4 separate regions of the Homo sapiens genome follow, and all the other regions are linked to region 4. The links are chromatin loops, found by intact Hi-C in ENCODE. Cell type or tissue: dorsolateral prefrontal cortex. All regions are shown on one strand. Links, peaks and the distances in the headings refer to the core of each region. The heading gives the core; the rest is flanking DNA. Region 1 overlaps SLC38A9 (solute carrier family 38 member 9). Region 2 holds the start of LOC124900980 (a long non-coding RNA gene). Region 3 holds the start of LOC124900979 (a long non-coding RNA gene). Region 4 holds the start of LOC124900977 (a long non-coding RNA gene).

Region 1 (5,624 bases), core at 347-5,346, 280 kb after region 4:
GAACGAGCCTGACCTTTTTATTAACTTCCTCAGAAACAAGGCAAGAGGTATCCCTATGGGTGTCACAGCAGTACGAAGTACAAGTCCCTATGGTTGCTGACATTAGAGTCCTTCTGTGCAGACCAGGGGTCGGTACACTATGGCCTGATAAAACAAATCCAAGCCCATGTCCTGTTTTCATAAATGTCCTGTTTTTGTAAATAAAATTTTTACTGGAACACAGCCAGGCCCATGCACTTATGTTTTGTCTATGGCTACTCCCACTCCACAACGGCAAAGTTGAGTCCGTATGCCCACAAAGCCTAAAGTATTTACTAACGTGTCCTTTATAGAAAAAAATTTACCAACTCTTGTCCTAGACCATCTTAAGGCCCCCTTAAGGACTCAGATGTGGAAAAGAGTCTTCCACTCTCCTCCTTGACGGGCAAAGGAGATGAATGAGGGAGGAGCCTACATGCCCTTAACAGATCCATGCCAGGGAGCATCTGAATAGGTTTTTCCTTCAGGAAAATAGGTAATATTTATAACCAGATGTCCCTAGGTGTCATTAGGCTTAATCCCTTGCAAAATTTACCTCTCACATTTAAAAACAAAAGCCAAACAAAAAATCCTCAACCTCAGCCAAAACAACTACAATAAATGTTCTTGCACAGAGCAGCACCTGCACAGAAACCTTCCCAAGGCACCTGGTCATCAATATTACATATGGCCTCATTCCACTGCTGGTACAACCAGAACCTATAGCATAGTCACTCACAGGAGTATGCCACAGGATTCTTGGTAATGCTAGTACAGGATGAGTTCAATTTGTATTTTTCCTAATGAAAAATGAGTTCTAAATATATACATGTATAGGCTGGGTGTGGTGGCTCATGCTTGTGATCCCAACATGAGGACTGATTGAGGCCGGGAGTTCAAGAACAGCTTGGGGAACACAGCAAGGCCCTTTCTCTACAAAAAATAGAAAAAGCAGCCAGGCATCCTGACATGCACTTGTACTCTCAGCCTCCAGGGAGGCTGAGGCAGGAGGACTGCTTGAGCCCAGGAGTTCAAAGTTACAAGGTGCTATGATCGTGCCACTGCACTCCAGCATGGCATGAGACCATGCCTCAAAAACAGACGTGTGTGTGTTTATACACATAAAATTAAGTATTTAGCACCCCTTATTTTTTGCTAGGTATCCATCTCCCCCACTGGAGGGTGGAGCTGTGTTTCAGTAAAGCTGTGTTTGAGTAAAGTGTCTGGCAAACAGAAGGAACATAATGAATGTTTGCTGACAAAAGAATAGAAGAAGGAAGGAAGGCAGGCAGGCAGAGGAGGAAAAGAGGGAGGGAGGGAGGGAAGAAAGATGGCAGGGAGGTGGGGAAGAAGAGAAGAAGAGAGGGAAGGAGGCAGGCAGACAGACAACTAGCGAATAACTTGCAGAAGTAATGATGGCATGTAATATAAATTTAAAATGAAAAAGCAGCACAATAAATTACATATACTATGTGATCTCACCTAAAAACGTCATAGAAAAGAAGGCTAGGAGTAAATACAGTAAATATACCAAAAGGTTTTTTGGTTTGTTTTACAGATGAGGTCTCATGATGTTGTCCAGGTTGGAGTGCAGTGGCTATTCACAGGCACGATCATAGTGCACTGTGGACTCAAACTCCTCGGCTCAAGGAATCCTCTTGCCTTAGCCTCCTGAGTAGCTGAGACTACCAAGGTAATTTAAACAAAGTTTTAAGAAAATGAGTTTTTCATTTTGTATATACCATTTTTATCCTAAGTTATAGGAATGCCATATTTTCGGAATAACTTTGTTCTCATTAGAAATGTAGCACATTGTCTACATTTAAGATAATCAAGAAGTTATTGAAGAAAATGAAATCACCTATCAGAAATAACCACTGTTAACATTTTAGTGCATTTCCTAGACACATATATGTACACACATGAATGAAATTAGTTTCATTTGCTTTCAAACTTCTCATAAAGTAGAATAATACAATATATATTTTTCTGTCTGGCTTCTTTTGCCAACATTATCTTTGTGACATTCACCCATATTCTGTATGTAGCTACAGTCTGTTCATGTTCATAGCTGTATAACATTCCATTATATAAAAACACAACAATTTACTTATCCATTCCTGTGATGGGTATCTGGGTTTCTTTGGAGCTCTTATAAATCAATTCTAATTTATATTCTCTTACATGTCCCTTTGTGCAATGTGCATACATTTTTACTGATTATAAACGTGGTGTATACTCAATGGTAGCAGATAATTACAAACTCATTTCCAAAATGACTGTACTTATACTTACTCTAGTACTATATGAGCATTCCCACTGTTCCACATTCTAGTCAACATTCATTATTGTCACTGATTTCTTAATTTGGGTACTGTAATTACAGAATTTCTATTTGATTCTTTTTGAAAAAACATTTTCCACAAATTTATTTTTTTCATATTTATCTCTAGTCACTGCCAAATTCTCAGTCTTATTTTAATTTCCTTGAACATGTTAAAGACAGTTCTTTAAAAGTCTGTTCCTGATAACTCCATTATCTGGATCACCTGTAAGTCTCTTTCTATTGTGTATTGAGTTTCTTAATTTCCAATCATCTTGTCCTGGCTTCTCTTACACTTGGCTAGTTTTTAGCAAGTTCCTGACATTGTAAATAAAAAAACTGTATAAATAACTTGAAACCTAAAGTATTTTCTTTAGAAAGAGTTTATATTGGCTTTGGGAAGTCAATTTGAGACAGGAGCAATCCTAGATCACCTTAATCCAGTTTGGGGGATTGAGATGAGTTAAAGTTGGGCTTCAGTTCCTGAAAGGAGGCCATTCTATTTCAAATTCATTCACATTTCTAGGCTGTAGCCCTTTGGGCTTCCAACCTAAAGTTTACGTGAAGTCTCTCTTAGTGGGCCCTGGATTCCAAATTTTCTTCCTCTAGCCCTATAGGCTGGCAAAGACTCTGGTTTTTGTTGTTGTTGTTATTGTTTGTTTGTTTGCTTTTCTGAGATGGAGTCTCACTCTGTCGCCCAGGCTGGAGTGCAGCGGTGCAATCTCAGCTCACTGCAGTCTCTACCTCCTGGGTTCAAGCGATTCTCCTGCCTCAGCCTCCCGAGTAGCTGGGATTACAGGCGCCTGCCACCATGCCCAACTAATTTTTGTATTTTTAATAGAGACAGGGTTTCACCATGTTGGCCAGGCTAGTCTCGAACTCCTGACCTCAGATGATTCACCTGCCTTGGCCTTCCAAGGTGCTGGGATTACAGATGTGAGCCACCACGCCTGGCCAAAAGCTCTGTTTTAAGCCTCTCAGCTAATAAACTGGAATTGGCAGATATTCTTGAGGAAATGCTGGGCTCTCCTTTCTGGCTTTGTCTTCTTCCTGATTTAGACCTCGGTATTCTACATTGTCTTATTAGTTGTCCTATGTCTTCAAGCATATTTTTAAAAACATTTTGTCAGCTTTTCTAGTTATTCTCAACAACTTGGTCAGCCCAAATTCCTTAATCTCTCAATTCACAGATTGATGACTGTACAGCCATCACCATAATCCATTTTAGAACATTTTTACCATCCCAAAAGAAGTCCCAGACCCCATTTTCCCCTTTCCCCAGCCCCTGGAAACCATTAATCTACTTTCTGTTTCTATGGCTTTACCGAATCTAGAAAGTTTATATAAATGGAATCATACAATATGTAGTCTTTTTTGTGTGGTTTCTTTCACACAGCATAATGTCTTCAAGGTTGATACATATTGTTGTTCATCAGTTGATGGACATTTGAGTTGTTTCCACTTTGACCATCATGAATGTTAGGAACATTTGTTTACAAGTATTTGTGTAGACATATGTTTTTAATTCTCTGGATAGATACCTAGAACTAGAATTGCTAGGTCATATGATAGCTCTGTATTTAACATTTGAGGAGCTATCAAACTGTTTTCAAAAATGGCTGTACATTTTTTTTTTAACTTTTAAGTTCAGGGTTACACGTGCAGGATGTGCCTATGTACATAGGCAAACATGTGTGATGGGGGTTTGTTGTACAGATTATTTCATCACCCAGGCATTAAGCCTAGTATCCATCAGTTATTTTTCCTCATCCTCTCCCTCCTCCCACCCTCCACCTTCCAGTAAGCCCCAGTGTGTGTTGTTCCCCTCTATGTGTCCATGGTGTTCTTAATATTTAGCTCCCACTTAAAAGTGAGTACATGTGGTATTTGGTTTTCTGTTCCTCTGTCAGTTTGCTAAGGATAACGGCCTCTAGCTTCATCCATGTCCCTGCAAAAGACATGATCTCATTCTTTTTTATGGCTGCACAGCATTGAATGGTGTATGCATTTTCTTTATCCAGTCTATCATTGATGGGCCTTTTGGTTGATTCCATGTCTTTGCTATTGTAAATACTGTTGCAGTGAACGTATGTGTACATGTATCTTTATAATATAACTATTTATATTCCTTTGGGTATATACCCAGTAATGGGATTGCTGGGTCGAATGGTATTTCTGTCTTTAAGTCTTTGAGGAATCACCACACTATCTTCCATAATGGCTCAACTAATTTACACTCCCACCAACAGTGTATAAGCCTTCCTTTTTCTCCAGAACCTCACCAGCATCTGTTACTTTTTAACTTTTTAATAATAACCATTCTGACTGGTGTGAGATGGTATTTCATTGTGGTTTTGATTTGCATTTCTCTAATGATCAGTGATATTGAGCTTTTTTTATATGCTTGTTGGCTGCATATATGTCTTCAGAAGTGTCTGCCTATTCATTTCTTTGCCCACTTTTTAATGGGGTTGTTTTTTCCTGTGAATGTGTTTAACTTCCTTATAGATGCTGGATATTAGACCTTTGTCAGATACATAGTTCGCAAAAATTTTCTTCCACTCTGTAGGTTGTCTGTTTACTCCATTGATAGTTTCTTTTGCCGTGCAGAAGCTCTTTAGTTTAATTAGATCCCATTTGTCAATTTTTCCTTTTTTGCAATTTTTTTGGCATCTTCATCATGAAATCTTTGCCTGTGCCTGTGTCCTGAAAGGTACTGCCTAGGTTGTCTTCCAGGGTTTTTATAGTTTTAGGTTTTATATTTAAGTCTTTAATCCATCTTGAGTTAATTTTTGTATATGGTTAAGGAAAAGGTCCAGTTTCAATTTTCTGTAAATGGCTACTCAGTTATCCCAGCAGCATTTATTCAATAGGGAATATTTCCCCATTGCTTGTTTTTGTCAGGTTTGTTGAAGATCAGATAGTTGTAGGTGTTCGGTCTTATTTCTGGGTTCTCTATCCTGTTCCATTGGTCTGTGGGTCTGTTCTTGTACCAGTACCATGCTGTTTTGGTTACTGTACTCCTGTAATATAATTTGAAGTTGGATAGCATGATGCCTCCAGCTTTGTTTTTTTTTTTTTTTTTTTTTTTTTGCTTAAGATTGCCTTGGCTATTCAGGCTCTTTTATGGCTCCATATGTATTTTTAAAAGTTTTTTCTAGGCCGGGCGCGGTGGCTCACGCCTGTAATCCCAGCACTTTGGGAGGCCGAGGCGGGCGGATCACGAGGTCAGGAGATCGAGACCACGGTGAAACCCCGTCTCTACTAAAAATACAAAAAATTA
Region 2 (5,624 bases), core at 317-5,316, 200 kb after region 4:
TCCTTGAAGAAACCGGGTGAACTTCTCAGTTCAATAAACTTTTGTAAGTTTCTTTTCTTTCTTTAATTCTTTTTTTTTTTTTTTTTTTTTTGCCAACGTGTCAGTACATCTGAGCACTCCTGATCCCTGTTGGCTGCACAGACAGCTCCAGTTCTGTCCTTCCTTTACTGGGGAACTGCTGTCAGCCGGGCTGGATTAGAGCCCGGCAACGGTTCTGTTGCTAATGAATTGGCAGGGAGAACAAAACACTGCAGCTCTCCTGGAACTATTTTGTCATCTATAGTTGGAGCACATAAAACCTCGGGACTTGGAAAAGAACAAATGTCATTTGCTTATTTGCTTTAGGATGTCAGGAACCCCAGTTCACCACGCCCTGAATGTTTGTCCGATTACAGCACTCATGCAAGTGACAAAAGGTTAAAGGAAAACTCCACCCTCGCAGCATTTCTCTGTTCATTTCCCACCCTCCAGGACTGGTTGGCAGGCCCGGGGAGGGAAAATTCTTATATTTATAACCCTGGGGATAGCAGGGACAGGCTTGGCAGCTTCAAAAGGGCTGAGCAAATCTTGGAACACTGGGATTGAAAGAGCCCTGAAGGAGCAATAAGGCCAACATTCCCCTCTAAAGATGAAGAAACCAAAGCCAGAGAGGTTGCCTGGTGTTGTGGCTGAACTGTGTCTCCCCAAAATTCATATATTAAAGTCCAATATCCAGTGCCTCAGAATGTGACCTTATCTGGAGATAGGTCTTTATAGATGTAATCAAGTTAAAATGAGGTGACTGGGGTGGGCCCTAATCCAATATGACTGCTGTCTTTATAAGAAGGGGAAACTTGGCCACAGAGACATGCAGACAGAGAGAGCATCATATGAACACGAAGATGGCCATCTACAAGCCAAAGAGAGAGGCTTTTTTTTTTTTTTTGAGATGGAGTTTCACTCTTGTTGCCCAGGCTGGAGTGCAATGGCACGATCTTGGCACACTGCAACCTCCATCTCCCGGGTTCAAGCGATTCTCCTGCCTCAGCCTCCCTAGTAGCTGGGATTACAGTTGCGTGCCACCATGCCCAGATAATTTTTTGTATTTCTAGTAGAGATGGGGTTTCACTATGTTGGGCAGGCTGGTCTCGAACTCCTGACCTCAGGCAATCCACCCGCCTCAGCCTCCCAAAGTGCTGGGATTACAGGCGTGAATGGCCGCATCCAGCTCAGAGAGAGGCTTTTAAGTTGAGAAGAATGCAATTGTATAACCATCTCCTTATTTATTTATTTATTTATTTTTGAGACGGAGTCTCGCTCTGTCGCCCAGGCTGGTGTGCAGTGGTGTGATCGCAGCTCACTGCAACCTCCGCCTTTCAGGTTACAGAGATTCTTCTGCCTCAGCTTCCTAAGTAGCTGGGATTCCTAAGTATGGAAATTTTGACTCATCTTGCAGGGTCAGTTGGAAGAAACGTGACTATTAGAAAAGTCTTTTGAAAGCGGAAGAGCACACATCAATCACAGATGGAAAACCAGGGTGTAAAGCATAACAATAAATTGTCTGCTGTCACAGAAAGCCCTGGATCTGATACAGACAATCATTTTGGGTCTTAGTTGCTTGCAGTCGGAGAGGCTCATTAGAGTCTGGAGTTACTTCATACACTGAGCTGGAAATTTCAAAGGAAACTTCCAAATCCACTATGTGCTTTGCTCTTCACTGGATTTTAACTGGGTCATTTACTTTTAAAAATCAAGCTGAATTTAGCACTGGCTGAGCCAAACTTTGCCTCTATCTCTGAGCAACTCTTGCTGTTGTCAATGCGGCTCTGTGTGTGGACAGAAGAGAATATGATCCATTGTCCTACCAGATGCAAATTATGGTCCTGATTCAACAAAAAAGCATCTGTCCTCCATGTAGGGAAAATAGCAAGAGACTCTGAAGCCAGACTAATGATTTATGACATGGCACTGTGCTCTTGCAGAAATTCACATTGCAGTTTGCCATCAGCAAGCCAAAAAAAAAAAATCATTCTGAAACTGACATGATTTGCAATGTTCTGTTTTGAGGCCCCTGCTAATGATGAACTCTATCAAAAACTGCTCAGAGAGAAGAAAATGATAGTTTTTTTGAAAGAGAAGGAAAAGATTTTGAAACAGCAAGTTTTACTTGTAATACATGGCTCTATATGACAAAGTCGATGCTTTATTCCATCATTCTCTCAGTAACTCTGGGAAGCCAATACCCAGGAAAAAGCAGTATCAATAATACAACTAATTTCATAATTATCTGTCGTCACTGAGGATCTTGTGGCCTGGGTGACTGGATGACGTGGAAAACGTTCTTCAAATTGATAAAACGTATTTGATTTCTATCTACTGGTAATAGAATAATATGAGTCTATTGTGGTTTTAAATTCTTTGTACTCTTACCCCTCTCCCATTGGTTTAGTGGCATTGAGGGCTTTTGTTATGTACAGCTCCTCAGGTGGGGTCTAAACACCTAAAATGCAGACAAAGAAACTGAGTCAATGTCTAGCTTTGAGTTTTAAAAACTTGGCTCTGAAGATCTAGAAAGAAGTAGTGTGCCCAGCTCACTGTGCCCCAGTCAGAAATGAGTACTATAATTGATTTTTAAATTTTTGTTAATAATAGTTTTTAGTTATTTTCTAGCTGTTAGCCATTCATACTTTCTCTTTTGTGAATTGTCTGTTTCATGTTCTTTTCTTATTTTTTCCTGGAATATCTTAGGTGCCCCCACTTATTTCCATGTAAATCTATCATACATGTAGCAAATATTTTCCCAGTTCGATCTCTTTTAATTTAGTCTGTGATTTTTTTTGATTTACAGAGTTTAGCAGTTTTATGTAATCAAATCTACAGCTTTTTCCATGTGATTTCCACTATGGCTCTTAAACTTAGGAGAGTTTTTACCATTAGGAGAAAAACTTCAGCTGAATTAAATTCAAAAGAGTTTAATTGAGTGATGAATGATCTGTGAATTGGGCAGCATCCTGAGCCAGAGTAGGCTCAGAGACTCCAGCGCAGCCACGTGGTGGAAGAAGATTTCTGGACAGAAAAACGAAAACGAAGTACAGAAAACGGAAGTGAGGTACAGAAACAGCTCTGGATTGGTTACAGCTCAGCTGTTTGCCTTCTTTTAGCATGGTTTGAACAGTTGGCCACATTTGATTGGCCAAAACTCAGTGACTGGCACAAGAGTAGACTATAGTCTGTTTACCCTTCCATTTAGGTTATACTTCATGATGTACAGAGAAACCTTTAGGCCAAATTTAAAATATGTAATAGGGCAGCTTTAGGCTAAACTTGATTTAACATTATACATAGAGAGTTGAGAGAAATTCATGTATAATTTCATCTATTTTGTTTGCAGTTTGATTTTTTTTTTACAATGAACTCTTTATTCTTATCAGAAATTTTATTCATTTCATCAACAAATATTTCCTGAGTGCCCTTCTGTGTCTGACAAGGTGTAGTTGTTAGGAATAAAATGGTAACCAAAATGCTTAGAGTAGGAGAGGAGATATGAGTGAGTGACAACAGGAGACTTTCATGCAGCTGGGGAGAGCTGTCATAAGGTGGTTTGACTGCTCTCAGTGCAGTATTAAGCCTAAGCGAAGTCGGGCAGGGTTGCGAACCATTGGAACCTCTTGAAATCTTAACTTTGTTCCCACAGAATGCCCCCTAAGTTGATAAACTAAAACAGTTTCTGCAGCAGGCTAAATCTGATTAGTCATGGAGCATTATTCATGCTCCAGCTATTAGGCAAAAAGTCATCAGGAGCAAAGAAACCAAGATAATTCTTTTTAAAAGACTTAGAAAAACAACAAAACATACCTTCACCAAGATTTCAAATCAGGATTCAGAGTAGCAGGGTTGTCTGAGATGAGGTAGACCCGGGAGGTGCTGGGCCCGGTGGACAGGGATGAGGCCTGCTTTGCAAGGGCACTGTTTGGTGGTGTGCTTGAGCAATGGCCGACTCCAGGATCCATTCAAGCACCACATCCCCCCGCCAAAAAAAAGATGTAAGAGGAGATTAATGTTTTCATGTCTTCTAATACAACATCCATTCTGATTCTGTACCCCATGGATCAAGGAATAATTTCACATTTAAAGTCTTATTATTATTATTATCATTATTGTTTTTTTGAGACCAAGTTTCGCTCTTGTTGCCCAGGCTGGAGTGCAATGGTGTGATCTCGGCTCACCGCAACCTCCGTCTCCTGGGTTCAAGCGATTCTCCTGCCTCAGCCTACCGAGTAGCTGGAATTACAGGCATGCACCACCACGCCTGGCTAATTTTGTATTTTTAGTAGAGACGGGGTTTCTCCATGTTGGTCAGGCTGATCTCGAACTCCTGACCTCAGGTGATCTGCCTGCCTTGGCCCCTCAAAGTGCTGGGGTTACAGGCGTGAGCCACCGCACCAGGCTAAGTCTTATTATTTAAGAAATACATTTCTTAAGTTGATAGCTGCTGTAGACAGTTATTCTTCTGATGGATCTGGGCAAAGTCAACTTAAAATCTGGAAAGAATCCACCATTCTAGATGCCTTTGGGCAAAGTCAACTTAAAATTTTCTGGAAAGAATTCACCATTCTAGATGCCTTTAAGAATATTTGTGGGCCGGGAGCAGTGGCTCACGCCCGTAACCCCAGCACTTTGGGAGGCCGAGGCAGGCGGATCACCTGAGGTCGGGAGTTTGAGACCAGCCTGACCAACATGAAGAAACGCTGTCTCTACTAAAAATACAAAATTAGCCAGGCGTGGTGGCACATGCCTGTAATCCCAGCTACTTGGGAGGCTGAGGCAGGAGAATCACTTGAACCCAGGGGGCAGAGGTTGTGGTGAGCCAAGATCGCGCCATTGCACTCCAGCCTGGGCAACAAGAGTAAAACTCCGTCTCAAAAAAAAAAAAAAAAAAAAAAAAGAATATTTGTGATTCATGGAGGAGAAGGTCAAAACAGCAAAATAGGTGCCAGGTGTGGTGGTGGCACATGCCTGTAATCCCAGTACTTTGGGAGGCCAAGGCAGGCAGATCACTTCAGCTCAGGAGTTCTTGACCAGCCTGGGCAACATGGCGAAAACCCATCTCTACAAAAAATAATTTAAAAATTAGCCGGGCATGGTGGTGTGCACCTGAAAGGCTGAGGTGGGAGGATCTTGAGCCTGGGATGCTGAGGCTGCAGTGAGCTGAGATCTCACCACTGCACTCCGGCCTAGGCAACAGAGTGAGACCCTATCTCACAAAGAACAAAAACAAACAAAAACCGGTAACAACAACAACAAAACAGGAGTTTGGAAGAAGTTGGTTCCAATCCTCATGGATGACTTGGAGGGATTCAAGACTAGAGTAGACGAAGAATTGCATATGAGATGAAAATAGCAAGATAACTAGGATTAGAAGTGGAGCCTGAAGATGTGACTGAATTGCTGCAATCTTATGATCAAACTTGAACGTATGAGTTGCTTCTTATGAATGAGTAAAGAAAGTGGTTTCTTAAGATGAAATATATTCCTGGTGAATATGGTGTGGACATTGTTGAAATGACAAGAAAGGTTTAGAATACTACATAAACTTAGTTGATAAAGCAGCAGCAGGATGTGAGAAGACTGACTCCAATTTTGAA
Region 3 (5,000 bases), core at 1-5,000, 62 kb before region 4:
GAGAAAGCAATAGAATTTAAGAAATCATTTACCCTTTGAATATTTCACCCTTTCCAAATTTATAAAATTAAGCTCTTAACAGAGTTGTTTTGGTTTTAGAATCAGAAATCCTTTGTTGATTTGTCTATTTTAGGAGGGAAGCTGTCAAACTTTTTCCGTTTTAATAAAAAATGACTTACGGTTTTATCTTTCATCAAGTCTTTCTTTCATCTCCAGAGGATCACAAGGATAATTTGGGTGAACGATGCCGTCTGGAATAGGAATAGTATCTTCTAAATGTGTTGCTATAACTTTCTACAAGTTAGTAACCATTACTTTTCAATGTGCAGTAGAAATACTGTTCCGCTGCCTTGTCATTGAGGCTCTTGTTAGGTTGTTTGGAAAGATTAACCCTGGAATTGCTCTTTGTAGGCTATTTCAGAGTACATTGTATTTATAGTGGTTTAGTCTACTAATTTTCTACTGGATAGATTAATGGTGAGAAATAGTTTTCAGTAAGGTTCTGTGGCTTAAAATATTCTTGAGTAAAGTCTGCATTTCTAACTATAAAGCTTCAGAGAATATAATTTTAGATATTATCACAGAGTGACACTGTAGTCCAACTATAGTCCAAAGTATATATTTATTTTTTTCAGAACGTGGTGTAGTATGGGAAGAAACTATTATTTTGCTTCCTGATAACGTCCACTATGTCTTTCTTTCGGCTACTATTCCAAATGCCCGACAGTTTGCTGAATGGATTTGCCATTTACATAAACAGGTATTTTTTCCTCCTTTTTTGATGTCTTCAATATTCAAAATGTTACAGATTAGTCTTGCTTTACTCTCCCTTTGCTTTTCTCCTGATGTTGTCCAGAATAATAAAAAAAACATTTTAATGGTAAACTGCTTCTCAAATCAAGCAGCTTATCAAAATCAACTGACTGACTTTTTAGAAATGTTGATTTCTGAGCCCCATCTCAAACCCACTATATCTAAATCTCAGGTAATAGTGCCTTGGGAACTCCAATTTTAAAAATTCCCCAAGTTGATCTGATGATCTGCCAGGTTTAGAAACTACTGCATTTACTCAAATAGTTATCCATGAGTACACAGAATTTCCCCTAATGCCTTGGTGCCAGGAAAAGCTGGGCATCTCTGGAGCATTTGATTTGATTTTTCTCATGTAAACACAGACTTTTTACTGACTTTCTGTTATTGCCTTTCTAGTCTGACTTTAGCGTCTGTATATGCTTGTAATAGGCATTTGTTTATGTATACTGAATTTATTCTTGCTTTTATTTTTCTGCCCTTAATTTTCCTTTACACTGATGTTCTCATGAACTTATCTGTTTATAAGCTCCCTGATCGTGTTTTTATGGCATTCTCCCATATTGCTTCTGTAGGATAGAAAAATCCAATGGATCTTGGGGAGAAGCTAGATCAAGTGCTGCTTTATACTAAGGTTTTGAAAAGCCTGGGTGGGGCAGAAAAGTTCCATTTTACTTCATGGATCCTTTGTATCACCGTATACCTCCTCTATAGAAAAATAAGCATCTTTCCGTAATTACAGCATTCCAGGGCTAGGTAATGGGTAGTTGATGCTCAGGTCATGTATTTAGCCCTGGTTAGGGAATTGGTAAGTTGGGAAGATGGTAGTATAATTTCATAGACCTAATTTTTCTACGTTTTTCTCTTGCCTGGGTTTTAGTGAATTTTTTGAAGTGTTTTCTTTTTGAAATGTTGAATTCATTACTTGATTTTCTTAAGATCTTTTAGGTTGGACTAAGATACAGTTTTATTTTGAGGAAATAAAATTTTGTATGTTTAATTCTTTCTTTTTACAGCCTTGTCATGTTATTTACACAGATTATCGGCCCACTCCATTGCAACACTACATTTTTCCAGCAGGGGGAGATGGCCTGCATCTTGTGGTTGATGAAAATGTAAGAGAGTAATTGTCCTTTTTAAATCTATAATGTCATACTTTATTATTAATATCTTGTTGTTGTTGTTTTTAAATTTTGAATTAGAGAAGAATGGAAAAGATACATTTGTTTGTCTTAGTTTTAATCAATCGATCTTGATTTTTTTGTGTGTTTTTATTTCAAACATTATGTTTGAGACTTGTGTTTTTCTTATGCATGAATCAGATTTCCCTCCTTTCCCAGTATTTAAAAATACCTAGAGAATAGGGGTTCTGGACATGTTTCAGATATCTTATGTTTTGCTTTTCTTCATTTTTTATTCCTTCTTTTTCACCTTTTAATACCTCTTACCACAGATCATGTTTGGACTATTTTAGTGGCTTTCATTATTATACTAAATTATTTTTATTTGGGGAAGCCTTATGTATGAAAAATGTTTGAATTATGATTAAGTATTAGTGAAGTTACACAGAAAAAATTTGTGATTCCAGGGTGACTTCAGAGAAGATAATTTTAATACTGCAATGCAAGTGCTTCGAGATGCAGGTGATTTGGCCAAAGGAGACCAGAAAGGGCGGAAAGGAGGAACAAAAGGTAATTTGGAACTTTGCTTTGAGAGAATTTTACATGTAAATTGTATATTCAGATTACTCTGATATTTTTTGTCTTAGTTTTTTTTTCTCAAGCTATGTAAAGGTCTAGACGATATGTGATAAAATTGGATAAATATTTATCTTTTTTGTATGACATTAAGTATAATTTACATACTATAAAATTCACTCATCTAAGTATACAATTCAGTAGTCTTTAGTATATTTACAGAATTGTGCAGCCATCACCACTGTCTAGTTCCAAAATATTTTCATGAACCCAAAAAGAAACCCTGTACACATTAACAGTTATTCTCCCTTTTCCCCCAACCTTTCCCTTCTCATCCCGCAGACTTAGTTAATCATTAGCCTGTTTTCGATCTCTGTGGCTTTCCCTTGTCTGTGCATTTCATGTTTGGAGCAACTGGCTTCTTTCACTTAATGTAATGTTTTCAAGGTTCGTTACTTTTAATTTTTTTTTTTTTTTTTTTTGAGACAGTGTCTCGCTCTGTCACCCAGGCTGGAGTACACTGGTGCTGTCTTGGCTCATTGCAACTTTCTGCCTCCTGGGTTCAAGTGATTCTCCTGCCTCAGCCTCCCAAGTAGCTGGGATTATAGGCACCTGCCACCATGCCTGGATAATTTTTGTATTTTTAGTAGAGACGGGGTTTCACTGTGTTGGCTAGGCAGATCTCAAACTCCTGACCTGAAGTGATATGCCCATCGTGGCCTCCCAAGTGATGGGATTACAGGTGTGAGCCACTGTGCCCGGCTATTTTGTTCATTTTATGCTATATGTACTCATTCCTTTTCATGGTTAAATAACATTCCATTGTATGGATATACCACATTTTGTTTCTCCATTCATCATTGGATGGACTTTTGGGTTTTTCTGGTTTTTGACTGTTAGGAATGCTGTTGTAAACATTGATGCATGTACTATTTAATACAAGTTTTTGTGTGAATAGGTGTTTTCCTCTGGATATGTACCTAGGAGTGGAATTGCTGCACCATGTGGAAAGTCTATGTTTCACCTTTTGAGAAACTGCCAAAGTATTTTCCAAAGTGGCTATACCATTTTACATTTCCTTCCAGGAATGTGTGAGGGTTCCATTTTCTCTATATCCTTTGTATCACCGTACTCCTCCTCCATAGAAACAGAGGCATCTTTCTGTAATTACAGCATCCCTGGGCTAGGTAATGGGTAAATGAAACAGATTATGTATTTTGCCCTGATTTCCCATTTGGAAAGATGGTGGTATAATTTGATGGATCTAATTTTTTCACATATAATTTTTCCACGATACTTAGTATTGTATGTCTGATTATAGTCATCCTATTGAATGTGAAGTGGTATCTTAATGTGGTTTCAGTTTACATTTCCCTGGTGGCTAATGATGTTGAACATTTTTTCATGTGCTTATTGGCCATTTGCATATTCTTTCTCTATTTTAAAAGTATGTTTTTTTATTGTTGTTGTTGAATTATGATAGTTCTTTACATATTCTGGATACTAGACCCTTATCAGATAGATGATTTGCAAATATCTCCCCCCATTCTGTTTGAGGTTGTCTTTTTACTTTATTGATGGTATCCATGAAATCACAAAAGTTTTTCACTTTGATGAAGTCCAGTTCATGCATTTTTTTCCTTATGTTGTTTATGCTTTTGTTGTCATATCTAAGAATGCTTTGTCTAACCCACGGTCAGGAAGATTTATTCCTATATTTTCTCTTAAAAGTTTTATAGTTTTAGCTTTTAAATTTAGATCTGTGATCTATTTTGAGTTAATTTTGGTGTGTTGTTTACTGTTTTTGCAGGACCATCAAATGTTTTCAAAATTGTGAAGATGATTATGGAAAGAAATTTCCAACCTGTGATTATTTTCAGTTTTAGTAAGAAAGATTGTGAAGCCTATGCACTTCAAATGACCAAATTAGATTTCAACACAGGTACTACATCATTTCAGTATCATTTTAATGTTATGTGAAAATGAGCGTAAAATATATTTCTAGTAATATTTTTATCTGTTACATATTACTAGGATATGCCATTCACCTTACAGTTACAGCAGTACTCAGCACATTTGTAAAAGCTTTAAAGGCCTTTGACTTATACTTTCTTCCCTTTCTTCTCCTTTTATTGAAAGATATGAGTACATTGTTCTATTTAAAATTTGGAGAACCCTATGAAAAATATTAGAATCATGCCTTCTTATACTTTGTTACCGTAAACTCCTCAGTTATTGTGGCTCTCTATTTGACCACTTAAGGGTAGGTCTCATAGCTTGGTTAGACCACCTTCTATATAGAAAATACCATGCTTCATTCTCACTGAAGTCTAAACCAGTAAGACCTGCCCTTTGCTTAACTATTTTGTAATTCTCAATCAAAGTGATATAACTTCTAGCAAATCGGTAAATTATTCCTATACATTAATTGCAAAAGTAATTCACTTGAAGTCACACAGTTAAGACAGTAGCACAACCTGGCTGTCTTAGTCC
Region 4 (5,000 bases), core at 1-5,000:
TGATTAATTGTCTAGTGAATCCTGTCTTGGGAGAGCCTATCCTAAATTCACCACTGACTTTTTCTACTCTTACAGCCTACCTTGTCTAGCTCACAATATCCAGCTCACTCTCCTCCTTCTAGCCTTCCTCCTTACCTCTCTCCATTTAAGCAAGAGCTGTGCTCTGTTCTCTTTTTTTTTTTTCTTTTTTTTTTTTAAGACGGAATCTCGCTTTCTTGCCAGGCTGGAGTGCAGTGGCATCATCACGGCTCAGTGCAACCTCTACCTCCCGGGTTAAAGCAATTCTCCTGCCTCAGCCTCCTGAGTAGCTGGGACTACAGGCATGCGCCCGCCACCATGCCCAGCTGATTTTTTGTATGTGTGTTTTTAGTACAGACGGAGTTTCACCATGTTGGCCAGGAACCTCGTGATCCACCCACCTCAGCCTCCCAAAGTGCTGGGATTACAGGTGTGAGCCATTGCGCCCGGCCTCTGTTCTCTGTCTCAAGCTTTTTACACTTTCTAACATCTGCTTGCTCTGCCTCAAATTTTTCAAATGGACATTTTGTATTTTCCATGTACTTAATATTTTAGGTAGTATTTAATAACTTTACAGATACATCATTACTCTTGTGTAATGTTCCGGGAATGTATCTAAGAAGCTCCAGTTTCCCCAGTCTCCCCAGCACTGAAGCTTTAACCCAGAAGTATACTGTAAGATGTTCTTTAAAAATATTTTTTGTTTGATTTCATGAATAAATCTCCTTGTACATTGTTCACTTTATTATTGAACTTTCTTTATACTTTCATGTGCTTTAGATTGCAATAGATATTAAATCTGCAAAGCGAGAACTGAAGAAAGCAAGAACAGTCCTACAAATGGATGAACTCAAATGTCGCAAACGTGTTTTAAGAAGGTTGGGATTTGCTACTTCTTCTGATGTAATAGAGATGAAAGGACGAGTGGCTTGTGAGATAAGCAGGTAAAATCTGGTTATTGTTCTAGAAAGTTCATTTTTTTTTTCATTTTTAATTTTAATTTTTGTTTATTTTTTTTGAGATGGAGTCTCACTGTTGCCCAGGCTGGAGTGCACTGGCGCAATCTCAGCTCACTGCAACTCCGCCTCGCAGTTTTAAGTGATTTTAAAAATAACCATTATCTTTAGGAAAAAAGAGCTTTCTTAAAAATATAAAGTTTGTACAATATCTTCCACACTAAATACAGTTTTGAACCATGAAATTGAGAAATTAGAAAAATCTTAGATCTCAGTAATTAACACAAGCGCTCCTAGCATTTGTATGTATTTCCTTTGACTTTTTTTAATGCCTTGTGGGATTTTTACATAATCTTAGCTTATATATAATTTTGTATACTTTTTAAAAATTATTAACATTTTCCCACCTTGAAACTTAGCCTAGTAACCATTATCTTGTTACGTGCATAGCAAATTGTAATGAGATTTTGGGCTAATAATAGGATTTTACAACAGAACTTATTATAAGCCACAGATTAAAACTGGTTATATTATTTTCTGTTTCAGTAATCTTTTGTCACAAATGACCTCAAAACTAAATTATTTACAACATCAACAGTGACTTTATCCTCTTATTGTTTTTATGGGTCAGAAATTCAGGAAGAGCTCATTTGGATGGTTCTGGCTCTGTCCCCCAGGATTGCCGTCAGACAGGTGGTTAAGCTGAAACAGTAGGAGTCCGGAGCGGCTGGGGAATGTTAGGACCTCTCTCTCTCTGTTAGAGCTTCTCCATGTGGTCTCTCCATGTGGGCTGGTTTGGGCTTCTTCACAGTATGGCAGCAGCCTCAGGATGCTTACATGGTAGCTGAAGGCTCCAGTGTGAGTCTTCTAGCTGGCTAAGGTTGCCTTTTCTGACCTAGCTTTACCTTTTGTAACCTAGCTTTGTTATCATACACCATCATTTCCACCACATTCTCTTGATTACAGGTGAGTCATAAACCCTCCTGGATTCAAGTGGGGGATAATTAGATTCCAACTCTTGATGGGGAAGTGGCTATTGTTCAGTATGGCTTTCTGTGATAATTGGATTGTTCTGTGTCTACACTGTTCAGTATAGTAGCCACTATTTAGCATTTGATGTGTGCTTAGACAAAGGAACTGAATTTTATAATTTATATCATTTTAATTGAAATTGAAATTTCCACGTATGCACATGGCAGTCTTTATAGATCAGTGCAATTCTAGAAGAATGTGGTATAGGAGATGCTGTTGTGGCCATCTTTAGAAAATACAATTTATGATACTGTTCTAAAAAATGTGTTCGTTATTTCCCACCACGAGGAATGTCTCCTGCCTTAGGAGCCAGCTTGCCTCTGTCCTCCTTAACTGGAAAGTCATAAACTGGTAGCTCAAGCAATATCCAGTCTGAAGATATATCTTGTTTTGTCCATATAGTGATGATCATAATTCTCAGTGAATATATAAAAGACACTTTTGAAACAGTTTTTTATGTACTCAGCATGGCCAGGATGGACAGGACTAGAGAATTACAGGCCTTGTAAATGATTTCAGACTTTCTTGGTAAAAATGTAATTATATCGTTCATCTGTCCAGATGTTACAGACTCAGATGTCTTCATAGAACCAGGAGACTGTGGTGAACAGGACAACTCTTAGCCACCAAAAGGGGGCAGTGACTACCCAGCCCTAGTTAGTTGTTATCACAGGATAATGTGCTATTGGATTTTAATTAATAACATATCCAGGATTAAATCTAAACTGCAGTACTGGTCTACTGATTTATATGCTAATGTTATTGGGATTATTTCCTTCTAATAATTACCTGTTTTACAATTAATATAGAAATTAATTTCCTTTAGATATCTACAACTAGATTTTGTGTTGAAAGAATGGAAATTGATTTTATTCCAAGATACATTTTTCATTTATAGTAATAACAATATTATATCAAAGTTTGTTAACTTTCCCCCAAATTTGCAAAAACTGGGGCATCATCCTAGACTCCTTCTCTCACCCATTTTGCCTTTTTAAACATTGCCACTGGCTAATGTGTATCCCTCATTATTTTTGGCCTCAATTACTGCAGTTGCCCTCCTGATTATTCGTTGCCTCCCTTCTTGAGTTTTCAAAACCCAAAGCACAAATCTGGTATGTCGTTCCTCTTTCCTTCTTGAGATGGGATTTTGCTCTGTTGCCCAGGCTGGGGTGCAGTGGTGCAATCTCGGCTCACCGCAGCCTCAACTTGCCAGGCTCAAGTGATCTTCCTGCCTCAGTCTCCCAAGAACCTGGGACTGTAAGTGTGTGCCATCAAGCCTGGCTAATTTCTTTTTTAAGTTTCTGTAGAGATAGGGTCTTGCTATGTTGCCCAGGCTGGTCTTGAACTCCTGTAATTAAGCAGTCCGCCCACCTTACCACCCAAATTGCTGGGATTACAGGTGTGAGCCACTTCACCCAGCACCCAGCCCCTTTGTGCCATTCTATTTGGTAAAAGTCCCTCAGTGATTCCTTATTGCTTTTAGAATAGATTCCATAATTTAGTATATTGTTACTCTCCCTCTCCAGCAGTCTGTTGCCACACCCCACACATGCTTTTCCTTTTGCTTCATATGACCTTTCACCCCCACCCCATATCCTGCGATTCTTGCATATTTTTGCAAAGAACTTCGAAACTTGCTCTGAACTTCTTCAATCTGGTTTTAGGCTCCTCACCTTTTTTTCCTCATAACACTTGTATAAATCAATTATTAGAGCACTCTGTTAAACCACTGTTCTGTGATTATCACCTTACTTGTCTGCCCCCAATGTTAGACTGTAGCTTCTTGAAATAGTCTTTCCTCGTTTGTATTGTTGCACTCTTTGCTTGACTTAACTCTTAAGCTTAACACTAGAGACCCAAATTTAGTTTTTGACTTTTATTTATAAATATTTTAACTGTTAGTAAAGATTATAATAGTTCATGGCTTTATTCTTTTTTAAAGACTTTGCAAAAAATAAAGGCAAAGTTTACTTTTTTAATAATACAGTACAGTTATTGTATGGGTCAATTGAACCCTGATTATAGAAGTCTAGAAACATCATCTTTGTAGTGTTTCTTTTTTAGCTTGAATTGAACACAGTTGCAAATTCAGAATTTTTCATTTTCCACCCAAGAAGAAAAATAAGTGAAGATATTTTGCAGTTATTACTCAAATCAGAAGATAAACACAAAGGGACAAAAAGCACTGTAGTCAAAGTGATAATGGTGAGATTGATTATATAAGCAAAGTCTCAGACCCTAAGTAAATTCTCAGACATAATAACTAGTGCATGAACAATATTTTTATTTATTTATTTATTTATTTATTTATTTATTTATTTATTTATTTATTTTGAGACAAGGTCTAGCTCTGTCACCCAGGCTGGAATGCAGTGGCAAGATCATGGCTCAGTGCAGTCTTGACCTCCTGGGCTTAAGTGATCCTCCCACCTCAGCCTCCTGAGTAGCTGGGACTACAGGCGTGTGCCACCACGCTCAGCTTATTTTTGTATTGCTTTGTAGAGACAGGGTTTTGCCATGTTGCTAGGCTAGTCTTGAACTCCTGGGCTCAAGAGATCTACCTGTTTCAGCTTCCCAAATGAGCCAGGAGCCACTGTGCTCTGCTGAACAATATATTTCTAGGGATATATATATATATGAGATTATTATTCATGTAATCATTCAACAGAAAGGGCCTAGTTATGTAACGTCTATGATAAGAACCTGGACCATCTCATTTTGCTAAAAGGACTTGTAATAATAGTCTTTCATCTTTTATTATTTGTGCACCAAAGTTTCCTTATATGGTCCACAAGTGGTCAAATACACAGTTGTGTATATAAGGAAATTGGAAAGAGATGATGAAGAAATTTTTTAAAACCTGTTGAATTGATCATTCTAATCTTTGTAATAATAAATATATTGTCCTTATAAGTCTGTATATGAAAATGTTTCACAATTATGGAGCAAAGAAGATGACCTTCCTCTCAACAAAATCAAGTTGTCAGTTTA

The links. A loop is a pair of places that touch in the nucleus more often than their neighbours do. Peaks named below come from ENCODE experiments on the same cell type or tissue, not always from the same donor. Only the 100,000 strongest peaks of a DNase experiment are listed, where the experiment ranks them.
Region 1: it touches region 4 in a loop (2.0-fold over the local background); 89 of 110 quality-filtered maps call a loop at or near these places.
Region 2: a loop joins it to region 4, with 9 times the contacts of the local background. A loop is called at or near these places in 8 of 110 quality-filtered maps.
Region 3: a loop joins it to region 4, with 2.3 times the contacts of the local background. A loop is called at or near these places in 14 of 110 quality-filtered maps.

What each region holds. Positions count from the first base shown.
Region 1 is chr5:55,681,657-55,687,280 of GRCh38, forward strand. All of the region lies in intron 3 of SLC38A9 (solute carrier family 38 member 9), which reads right to left. Among named protein-coding and RNA genes, the nearest start is that of SLC38A9, 28 kb to the right of the region's middle. In dorsolateral prefrontal cortex, for the core only: no CTCF peak of the experiment used is centred there; no DNase peak of the experiment used is centred there.
Region 2 is chr5:55,601,058-55,606,681 of GRCh38, forward strand. It overlaps LOC124900980 (a long non-coding RNA gene), which reads right to left and starts at 4,005. Exons shown (of 2, transcript XR_007058776.1): 1 at 3,835-4,005; 2 at 2,163-2,479. RefSeq lists an enhancer at 2,771-3,970. In dorsolateral prefrontal cortex, for the core only: CTCF peaks have their summits at 1,929 and 3,034; DNase peaks (open chromatin) are centred at 1,794 and 3,044; H3K4me3 peaks cover 2,634 bases; H3K27ac peaks cover 3,776 bases.
Region 3 is chr5:55,342,696-55,347,695 of GRCh38, forward strand. It overlaps MTREX (Mtr4 exosome RNA helicase), which reads left to right. Exons shown (of 27, transcript NM_015360.5): 8 at 636-760; 9 at 1,827-1,925; 10 at 2,399-2,501; 11 at 4,318-4,449. LOC124900979 (a long non-coding RNA gene) reads right to left here and starts at 456. Exons shown (of 2, transcript XR_007058774.1): 1 at 180-456. In dorsolateral prefrontal cortex, for the core only: a CTCF peak has its summit at 1,897 (motif pointing right); a DNase peak (open chromatin) is centred at 1,896; H3K27ac peaks cover 920 bases.
Region 4 is chr5:55,404,627-55,409,626 of GRCh38, forward strand. MTREX (Mtr4 exosome RNA helicase) reads left to right here. Exons shown (of 27, transcript NM_015360.5): 22 at 799-962. It overlaps LOC124900977 (a long non-coding RNA gene), which reads left to right and starts at 405. Exons shown (of 2, transcript XR_007058772.1): 1 at 405-448; 2 at 596-758. In dorsolateral prefrontal cortex, for the core only: CTCF peaks have their summits at 2,643 (motif pointing right) and 2,847; a DNase peak (open chromatin) is centred at 2,645; H3K27ac peaks cover 527 bases.